Linked DNA regions of Homo sapiens: region 2 is linked to region 1. Evidence: chromatin loops called from intact Hi-C (ENCODE). Cell type or tissue: IMR-90. All regions are shown on one strand. Links, peaks and the distances in the headings refer to the core of each region. The heading gives the core; the rest is flanking DNA.

Region 1 (4,465 bases), core at 889-3,388:
TGAGTGAATTAGACTAAGTCAAACCCTCCCTTAGAGTGTAAAGTAGAAGATAAATAATGTACTGGTGTGTGTTTGTGTGTGTGTGTGTGTGTGGTGTGGTATGTGGTATATGTGGTGTGTGGTGTGGTATGTGATTGTGTAGTGTGTAGTGTATGATGTGTGTGTGGTGGTGTATGTGGTATGTGGTATGTAGTGTGTGCTATGTGATGTATGTGGTGTGTGGTGAGGTATGAGTGTGTATGTGGTGTGTAGTGTGTGGTGTGTGATGTGTCTGTGATGCGTGTGTGGTGTGGTGGTGTATGTGGTGTGTGTGGTGTGTAGTGTGTGCTATGTGATGTATGTGGTGTGTGGTGGGGTATGAATGTGTATGTGGTGTGTAGTGTGTGGTGTGTGATGTGTGTGGTGTTTGGTGGTGTATGTGGTATGTGTGTCATGTGGTATGTGGTGTGTGTGTCATGTGTAGTGCGTAGTGGGGTATGTGGTGTGAGTGTGGTGTGTAGTGTGTGGTGTGTGATGTGTGTGTGGTATGTGGTGCGTGTATTTTGTGTGTTGTGGTATATGGTGCATGTGTGTTGTGTGTTGTGTATCTGTGTGTGCTGTGTGGTATGTGTGGTGTGTGGTGTGTGTGTGGCTGGGTGTATGCTGTGGTATGTGGTGTGTGCTGTGGTATGTGGTGTGTGTGCGTGCATGTGTTTGTATGTGTGTGTGTGTATATTGTGTGTGTGTAAGAGAGATCAACAGGGGTCCCAGGCAAGGGGGATGAGTGGGCTGTTGGCAGAGGAAGAAGCGCAGCCCAGCAAAGGTGGAGCCTCGCTTTCCATAAGCAGCTTGGGTCCCCAGGCGCCCCTGCGCGATGTGGGAGTGGGAGAGACTGAGTGGGCGCAAGGGTCTCGCCACCTGGGTGTGTGAACGAGTGCAGAAATACAAACAGCTCCGAGCCAGAGGATCCTTAGTCCATCAATTCTTTGCAGAAGAAAAGTCTGATGGATTGAAATTGTCACACAAGAACGCTGTGAACAATAGCAGGGAGATACTGTTTCTCTCCAGCCCAGCTGTGGTGAGTTACTTCTTAATGGCAAGGTAGGGAGACACACACCACGGACAATGCTGAGGGTGACAGGAGATGCCTGTGCCAGTTATTTATTATGGGAGAGGAAGGTGTTCCTTCTACTTTTTTTCCTTCCATCACCCCCTTCTTTTCTGTGATAAGTGGGGGCTGAGCTGTTTGTGTTATGCAGAGGCTGACAAAATGAGGCGATCAGATTGGAAATCAAAGCTCTCACCATGGCTGGCAGTGTGCGGGGACTTCGCAGCCACCTCCCATGGCGGGGGCAGGAGGAGGGGGAGGAAGCAGCTGCTGTCATTTCTCCCCTAGCAGTTGTTTTTGGTTTTACTTTTATTTCTCCCAAGAGGAGAGGAGCTGGAGAGGGCAGCCAAACTAGCACAAGAAAGAAAAGGAGAAAGAGGGCAAGAATGGAAATGCGGAAGGAGAAAGAGCCCTACCAGGAGGCAAAGGGAGAGGGAAGCGAGAAGGAGGGAAGAAGCCTCCAGAACGTGCCTTTTTCCGATTTGTGCTGGCTGCGACCTTGCAGCCTGTTTCTCTGCCAGCTGCCCCTCCTTTGCTGTGAGAGGTGTTTTCTGTGACCCGCAAAGCGTGGTTTAATTTACAGGGTGAGTTGGAAATGATTCAAGCATCTGCTCCTTTCAAATGTTGGGAAACTGAGGCACAGCACATTAAGAACTATTTAACTTGCTTCTTTCGGGCCTTATTGTCAGTCTTTTTTCTTGAGAGTTCCAGAAACTATTTCCATCTCCAGCTTTCAGGATGAATAACTTATTCAGGCCTTTGCTTTTCTGGTGCGTTCTCCCAAAACTCCTCCTATTTCAAACTGCCCCCCAAAGTCCCTGAGCCTGAGTCTTATGGGTTGACTCTGCCCTCTGGTGGATCGAAAGGTGGTGAATGAGGCAGAAAAGGGAGCTCGTTCCAGAAAAACATACCTTGGCAGGCTTCCCAGGAAAGTCTTTGGTTAAAGCAACCCGAACCCAAAATGAATACAGCTCAATATGCTGTGATGTATTAATATCCTGATAAGCGAGTCAGAATGTGTTTCCAAATAGACCTATTACATAAGTGGCAATAAATACTAACCCATCTCTCACCTTGCTGCGGTGAGCGCATAGAGAGGGATCTGCAGTGTGGGATTCCAGGCAGTCTTGGCGATGCTGACCTTCTGACGGATGGGGAGGCCTGAGCCCTCTATAACACAGGTCCCCTGTGACATCCACATCACACAATCGTGCCCTTTGCCCACCTTTTTAATGACTTTCTATTTTGTTTTACAACCAGCAATCTGCTGCATGTGCTGGTCAACAGTATCTATCTTTTCTGCTGTGGCTTGCTGCCTCGGATGCTTTTATGGGCATTGATTCCCTCCACTGCTTCCCCAAAGAGGTTCTTTTCCTTGAGCCAGAGCGGCATTCCGGCGGATTACAGTGTCTGCCACTCTGCTCTCCGATTTATTGCCATCCTGGGCTTTAGTCTCCCTACATTCACAGCCAAGCCTCATTCATTTTGTTTTCTGGGGCGAGCAAATTGAAGAAGTTGCTATTAATAGGAGAAAGAGTGTCATGCCGGCAGACTTAGTAGTGTCTAACGTTATAGCCTGCAAGTCCCAGAGCCAAGCTCTTGTCTTAGATCCACCCTTCCCCATCCAAGGGACTGAACCAGGTGGGATGCTGGCCTGGGCATTGGCTCTCTGAAAGATTTACACTTTTCTGGCTTTTGTCGACAAAGGATATTCTCATATTTGGGCACTCTCATCCATATGTCCTCTCCTTTTCCCTGTGACCATCAGTTTACATTTGGCAGAAGGCTGTCTGGGGTTGTAGATGAAGTCTGAGGGCAGATGGCTGGGGACAGGACGCTGGAGAGGAGAAGCACATGGCAGTGGTATAGGATGGTTTGCTTCTCAGCTTTCCCAGACACTAAAGTATATGAATCCAATTAAAGTTGTTCTGTGAGTGTGTTTTTTTTTTTACATTGATAAACATGTTTGCTAATCATTTATCACAAATTAAATAGTAGAGCAATTTCTAAACAATGTCCTACAGATAATGAATGTCTTTTGAATATGCATACACAATGTTACATCTCAACTGTTGCTAGTCCTGTTTACTCTCTCAGCTGTAGAATTTAGAGGCTGCCTGGGGACTGTAGAGAGCAGGACATCAGATGTTGCCTCTCCAGGGACCATCCTCAGATCTTTGTGGACTGGCCCCAGGCTGTCCAGATGTATATCTCCTTCATGCAGAAACAGGAGCCTCAAAGAATCTTCCAGTGGGTTATAGTTGTGGGTGTAGGAGTTCACCCAACCAACTTAACTTGCCAGGTGATCACACAGGTACAAGAGGCTGATAAGGGGCTGGGCATGGTGGCTCACACCTGTAATCCCAGCACTTTGGGAGGCTGAGGCAGGTGGATCACGAGGTCAGGAGATCAAGACCATCCTGGCTAACACGGTGAAACCCCGTCTCTACTAAAAAAAAAATAATAAAAAATAAAAAAATAAAATAAAATTAGCCGAGTGCGGTGGCGGGCACCTGTAGTCCCCGCTACTCAGGAGGCTGAGGCAGGAGAATGGCATGAATCCGGGAGGCAGAGTTTGCAGTGAGCTGAGATTGCACCACTTCACTCCAGCCTGGGCGATAGAGCGAGACACCATCTCAAAAAAAAAAAAAAAAAAAAAAAAAAAAAAGAGGCTGGTAAGGTCAGAAATCACTATCGACAGTGTAGAAATTTTTCTTTGGGATGGGTTGGTGTCACAAGTCCCAGCAGGTTATTGAGTGAACAATTCTCTTTAGAAAGTGCCGCTGGAAAAGTGTAGTTTGCAAAAGATGTGTGTTTGTGTGTGTGTGTTGGTAGGGTGGATAGGGTGGGGTCTATTGGTCATATATTCTAGAAGAGGAATTTGGAGGTGGCTGTATAGGGACTTGGTATCCAAAACTGTTTGCATTTCTGGAAGAGCAATGTTGTATAGTGCATACAGCTGTGTACGTATTGTTACTATTGATGCTCTAAGTGATAGTTTAGAACCAACTTAGGGGATAGTTTTCCTGTGTCTCACACATATATTGATTCAGAGTCTCTGGCACTATCCTCAGTAAGGTAACAAAGGGAAGCAAACAGATCCCAGGAGCCCTGAGTTGAGGTCTTGCTGTTCCCAATCAGCCGATGTATCAGAACTCTGGGTAACTTGACCCAGTAGCTTAGGCCCTGCATTCCCATTCTGGCTTTGAAGACAGGAGAAATGTATTTTAAGACAGAATTCCTAAAGACAGACCTCAGGTGGGTTTTTCATGCCTACCTAGAAGTAAGGTTAGCTTCAGTTAATCTACAGCTTCCTGTGGGCTCTACCTCAAAGTCATGGAAGGGAAGACTTCTTAGGAAATAAAAACTGATTTTTGT
Region 2 (4,465 bases), core at 973-3,472, 55 kb before region 1:
TTTACACGTCACACAGCCAAAACACGTCAAACTGACCATCACAGGTTAGTTAACATGTCACACAGCCAAGTTAACACGTCAAACTGACGATCACAGGTTAGTTAACACGTCACACAGCCAAGTAAGTTAACACGTCAAACTGACCGTCACAGGTTAGTTAACACGTCACACAGCCAAGTTAACACGTCACACAGCCAAGTTAACACGTCAAACTGACCGTCACAGGTTAGTTAACACGTCACACAGCCAAGTTAACACGTCAAACTGACCGTCACAGGTTAGTTAACACGTCACACAGCCAAGTTAACACGTCAAACTGACCATCACAGGTTAGTTAACACGTCACACAGCCAAAACACGTCAAACTGACCATCACAGGTTAGTTAACGTGTCACACAGCCAAGTTAACACGTCAAACTGACGATCACAGGTTAGTTTACACGTCACACAGCCAAAACACGTCAAACTGACCATCACAGGTTAGTTAACACGTCACACAGCCAAGTAAGTTAACACGTCAAACTGACCGTCACAGGTTAGTTAACACGTCACACAGCCAAGTTAACACATCACACAGCCAAGTTAACACGTCAAACTGACCGTCACAGGTTAGTTAACACGTCACACAGCCAAGTTAACACGTCAAACTGACCGTCACAGTTTAGTTAACACGTCACACAGCCAAGTTAACACGTCAAACTGACCATCACAGGTTAGTTAACACATCACACAGCCAAAACACGTCAAACTGACCACCACAGGTTAGTTAACACGTCACACAGCCAAGTTAACACGTCAAACTGACCATCACAGGTTAGTTAACACGTCACACAGCCAAGTTAACACGTCAAACTGACCGTCACAGGTTAGTTAACACGTCACTCACCCAGGTTAACACGTCACACTGACCGTCACAGGTTAGTTAACACGTCACACAGCCAAGTTAACACGTCACACTGACCATCACAGGTTAGTTAACACGTCACTCAGCCAAGTTAACACGTCACACTGACCGTCACAGGTTAGTTAACACGTCACACAGCCAAGTTAACACGTCAAACTGACCGTCACAGGTTAGTTAACACGTCACACAGCCAAGTTAACACGTCACACTGACCATCACAGGTTGGTTAACACGTCACTCAGCCAAGTTAACACGTCACACTGACCGTCACAGGTTAGTTAACACGTCACACAGCCAGGTTAGCACGTCACACTGAGAATCACAGGTTAGTTAACACGTCACACAGTCAAGTTAACACGTCAAACTGACCATCACAGGTTAGTTAACACGTCACACAGCCAAGTTAACACGTCACACTGACCATCACAGGTTAGTTAACACGTCACTCAGCCAAGTTAACACGTCACACTGACCATCACAGGTTAGTTAACACGTCACACAGCCAAGTTAACACGTCACACTGACCATCACAGGTTAGTTAACACGTCACTCAGCCAAGTTAACACGTCACACTGACCATCACAGGTTAGTTAACACGTCACACAGCCAAGTTAACACGTCACACTGACCACCACCGTGCTTGCCTGTATTAAGCCCTTGATGCCTGTGTATCTGTTAAAATGAAAGACTGTGATAGTAGAATGTTCCCTTCCTATCAGTGAGGAGATCATTTGATTCAAATGTGGGAAAAATTAAAGATCATGAAAATACATTAGCCATGATTATAATGGGAGTGTGGGGAAGGGCATGGTAAATATTTAGAATAAGCTAAACTTCTAATGAAATGAGATCTCCTCAGCTGGGGCTGGTGGACCCAGATGAGCTTCAGTGGGTCATGAACCTCCCAGAATTATATGGGGTGTGCGTTTTTGTGTGAAAGAGAGAAAGAACATTTTTTTTTTCTGGAATTAGAGTTCATAGCTTTTATCAGATTCACACAAAAAAGTGCGTTGTATTATAAATGTAACTACCTCATATATATGGTAACCAGGTCATCCATCAGTAGCAATAGGCCTGTATTAGGAGTCCTTGACGGTGGATCTAATAAAATCTTCTGTGCTCGTAACTCACACCTACCTGGATATTCTAGAATCAGCTCTTGGAGAACTCAGAGGTAATACAGATAGTGGTTCTTATAGGGATTGGCTAGGGCAAAATTAGGAGATGCTTGTTGTACCAAAGTCTACTGGTATGTTTCCTACTAATAAATCATGCCTGATGCCCCCAAGTCAATGACTCGATAGAGGAAGTGAGTGATGAGGCAGGCAGCATAACTCTGTGAATGAGCCAACCCCAGCCCTTCCCCTGACTTAAAAAGGGGTTAATGAACACAGATGGCTGCAAACCCCCCAAGCAGCCAGCATACTGTAAAACAATATTAACATCATTGCCTTTTGAATACCATGTCTTGTAAACCCCAGGATATGACAAGCCTCTTTAGAATCTTCTTTGATTGTGTTACTCAGACTCCCGTAGGGAAGTAGGGAGGGGTAGGGGTAGATACCAGAGGAAATGTGTAATTAGGAGTCTCTTAGAACAATAAGGGTTCTCAAACACATATGTGTGCAACTGATTTGTTGCTTTTGGTATTTCTGTTGGTGAGTAATTAACTAACCATGTTTTGGGGGCAGTCTGTGCAAGCTTGGGCAATCTGATAGTTGTGAACCATGGGGAAAGAATAGTTGCCTTTAGCTATATTTTCAGAAAAATACTAAGTGGAGATGTGAATGGAAAGGAAAGAACAGACTTTCTGGAGAGATGCCATTATGGTAATGTCAGAACTTCCTTTCAGTCTCAGATAAATCTTTCTTGTTATCACCCTTATTTTTAGTTTTACTCAAGACAGGAGGCCCAGTTCAGTTGGAGAGTGCCGTGTACACAGATATCCCTGCCACCTCCCCGGGAGAGAGGCACAGGGGCCTCTGCGGGACTCTGGCCCCTTATTTTACGGTTGTGATTCCTCCTCACTGTGGTGCCTGTGTGTGGGGTTTCAGGGAGAGGGGCCTTTTGATTTGACTGCTGAGAGGAATAGGGGTTTTCTCCTGGGAACTCTTCTGAGAGAATAAGCTTTTGACAAACACTCTTTGAAAGTTACTCTATGGCCAGATGCGTGCAGATCCAAAGATGGTGTCATTTGTGAAAAATGAGGCTGGCTTATGAGCTGGGTCCATTTGCACACAGCCTGCAGCCACGGAGTCCCTCAGCTTGGAGATGTGCTAGCTCCTTCTGTCCTGTGGGCTGCTGGGGCTTTGTGTCACTGGCATCAGAAAACAGAATTTGGCAGTTCTCTAGGCTAAGGGTTTCCAAACTAAGTGTCCTCTGTATTAACAACGAGGAGCCAAAATGGGGACTTTTCTATTTGTGAAGGGGATCCAGTGAAAATAAACTGTTTTATTTTGGTGACTTTGAGTATAGGAATTGTCTTCTCTGGACCTCAGTTTATCCAACTAGAAAAATGGGAGCAGAGGTGCCTAGTTATCTTTAGGAATGTTCTGTGACTTAATGAAGCAATATTTATGTAATGATTTGGTGGTGTAAATGTCCCCAGCAGTGCATGATGTTAGTTGTATGTTTGCAAAGTACCTAGCTCCCCTGGTAAAGGTAACCTTTGTAAATGGCAAGCTATGAGTATTGTTAAAAGGACATATGGCTCCACCTTCTTTCCAAAAAAGATCACTGAGGAATATAGGGCCAGTTAAATAGCATAGAAAGAGGTTCAGAGTGTCTTGACCTGGAGCAGTTTTTAAAACCTCAGGCCAAAACTCCACTAGGAAACTCACCAAACTAACCATTATGGTCAATTTCATTTTGAAATAAAGCACCCTAATTCATCTGTCCAGGAGTCCAGGTTCCTGTGTGGCCCAAGGTTGCATTCGGAGGTCAGAGTAAATCCTGTCGCTAAAGAGCCACTCCTTCTAGAAATAGCTTTTTTTAATGTCTGCAATTTCTCAATTCAGTTCTTTGACTCTTTAGTTCTATCCCATTTCTGGCCACAAACCTGTTTGGGGTTTGCTCCACCATAAGTCAACACATGCACATGCTTTCCCATCAGTTCCCAGAATGCAGAGGACACTGTAGGTCTGCTAAGGGGCTTCTTTCAGAACTTCTGGGGTTAACGTGGTTGGAATGTGTGCTAACAGGCTGCTCTCACAGTGGCAGTTCTAATTGGCTGAGGATGAGTCTTGAAATGTCACAGAAAGATTTATCTCTCAGCACAGATTCTCCCTCAACTAATTTTTCAGTAGGCCACCAGATAATGGGTTGTTTGGAAAACAATATGCAGTTCTCAGATGCCTTTCTGTGTTGGAATGAACTTGGTAGGCTATTTGAAGCAAAATGGCTGATGGCAAGGAAACTCTTGACTGACTTACAGGCCATTGGACACTGGGAACACCAGGCCTTGCTTGTGAGGGATTTGGCTGAGTCAGTTTCTCAGGGTCCATCACCATTCTTGTGGGGACTCAGCACACAGGTGGGTGGGGAAACCTGCCTCAGAAGTTT

The links. A loop is a pair of places that touch in the nucleus more often than their neighbours do. Peaks named below come from ENCODE experiments on the same cell type or tissue, not always from the same donor. Only the 100,000 strongest peaks of a DNase experiment are listed, where the experiment ranks them.
Region 2: it touches region 1 in a loop (5-fold over the local background); 5 of 110 quality-filtered maps call a loop at or near these places.

The regions. Positions count from the first base shown.
Region 1 is chr11:132,125,213-132,129,677 of GRCh38, forward strand. The region is part of intron 2 of NTM (neurotrimin); the gene reads left to right. Among named protein-coding and RNA genes, the nearest start is that of NTM-IT, 160 kb to the right of the region's middle. RefSeq lists enhancers at 1,129-1,178, 1,279-1,328. In IMR-90, for the core only: a CTCF peak has its summit at 1,943 (motif pointing left); a DNase peak (open chromatin) is centred at 1,949; H3K4me3 peaks cover 685 bases; H3K27ac peaks cover 849 bases.
Region 2 is chr11:132,069,893-132,074,357 of GRCh38, forward strand. All of the region lies in intron 2 of NTM (neurotrimin), which reads left to right. It overlaps LOC124902795 (a long non-coding RNA gene), which reads left to right. Exons shown (of 2, transcript XR_007062958.1): 1 at 1-1,073; 2 at 1,282-4,465. Among named protein-coding and RNA genes, the nearest start is that of NTM-AS3, 170 kb to the left of the region's middle. In IMR-90, for the core only: no CTCF peak of the experiment used is centred there; DNase peaks (open chromatin) are centred at 2,429 and 3,089; H3K27ac peaks cover 2,088 bases.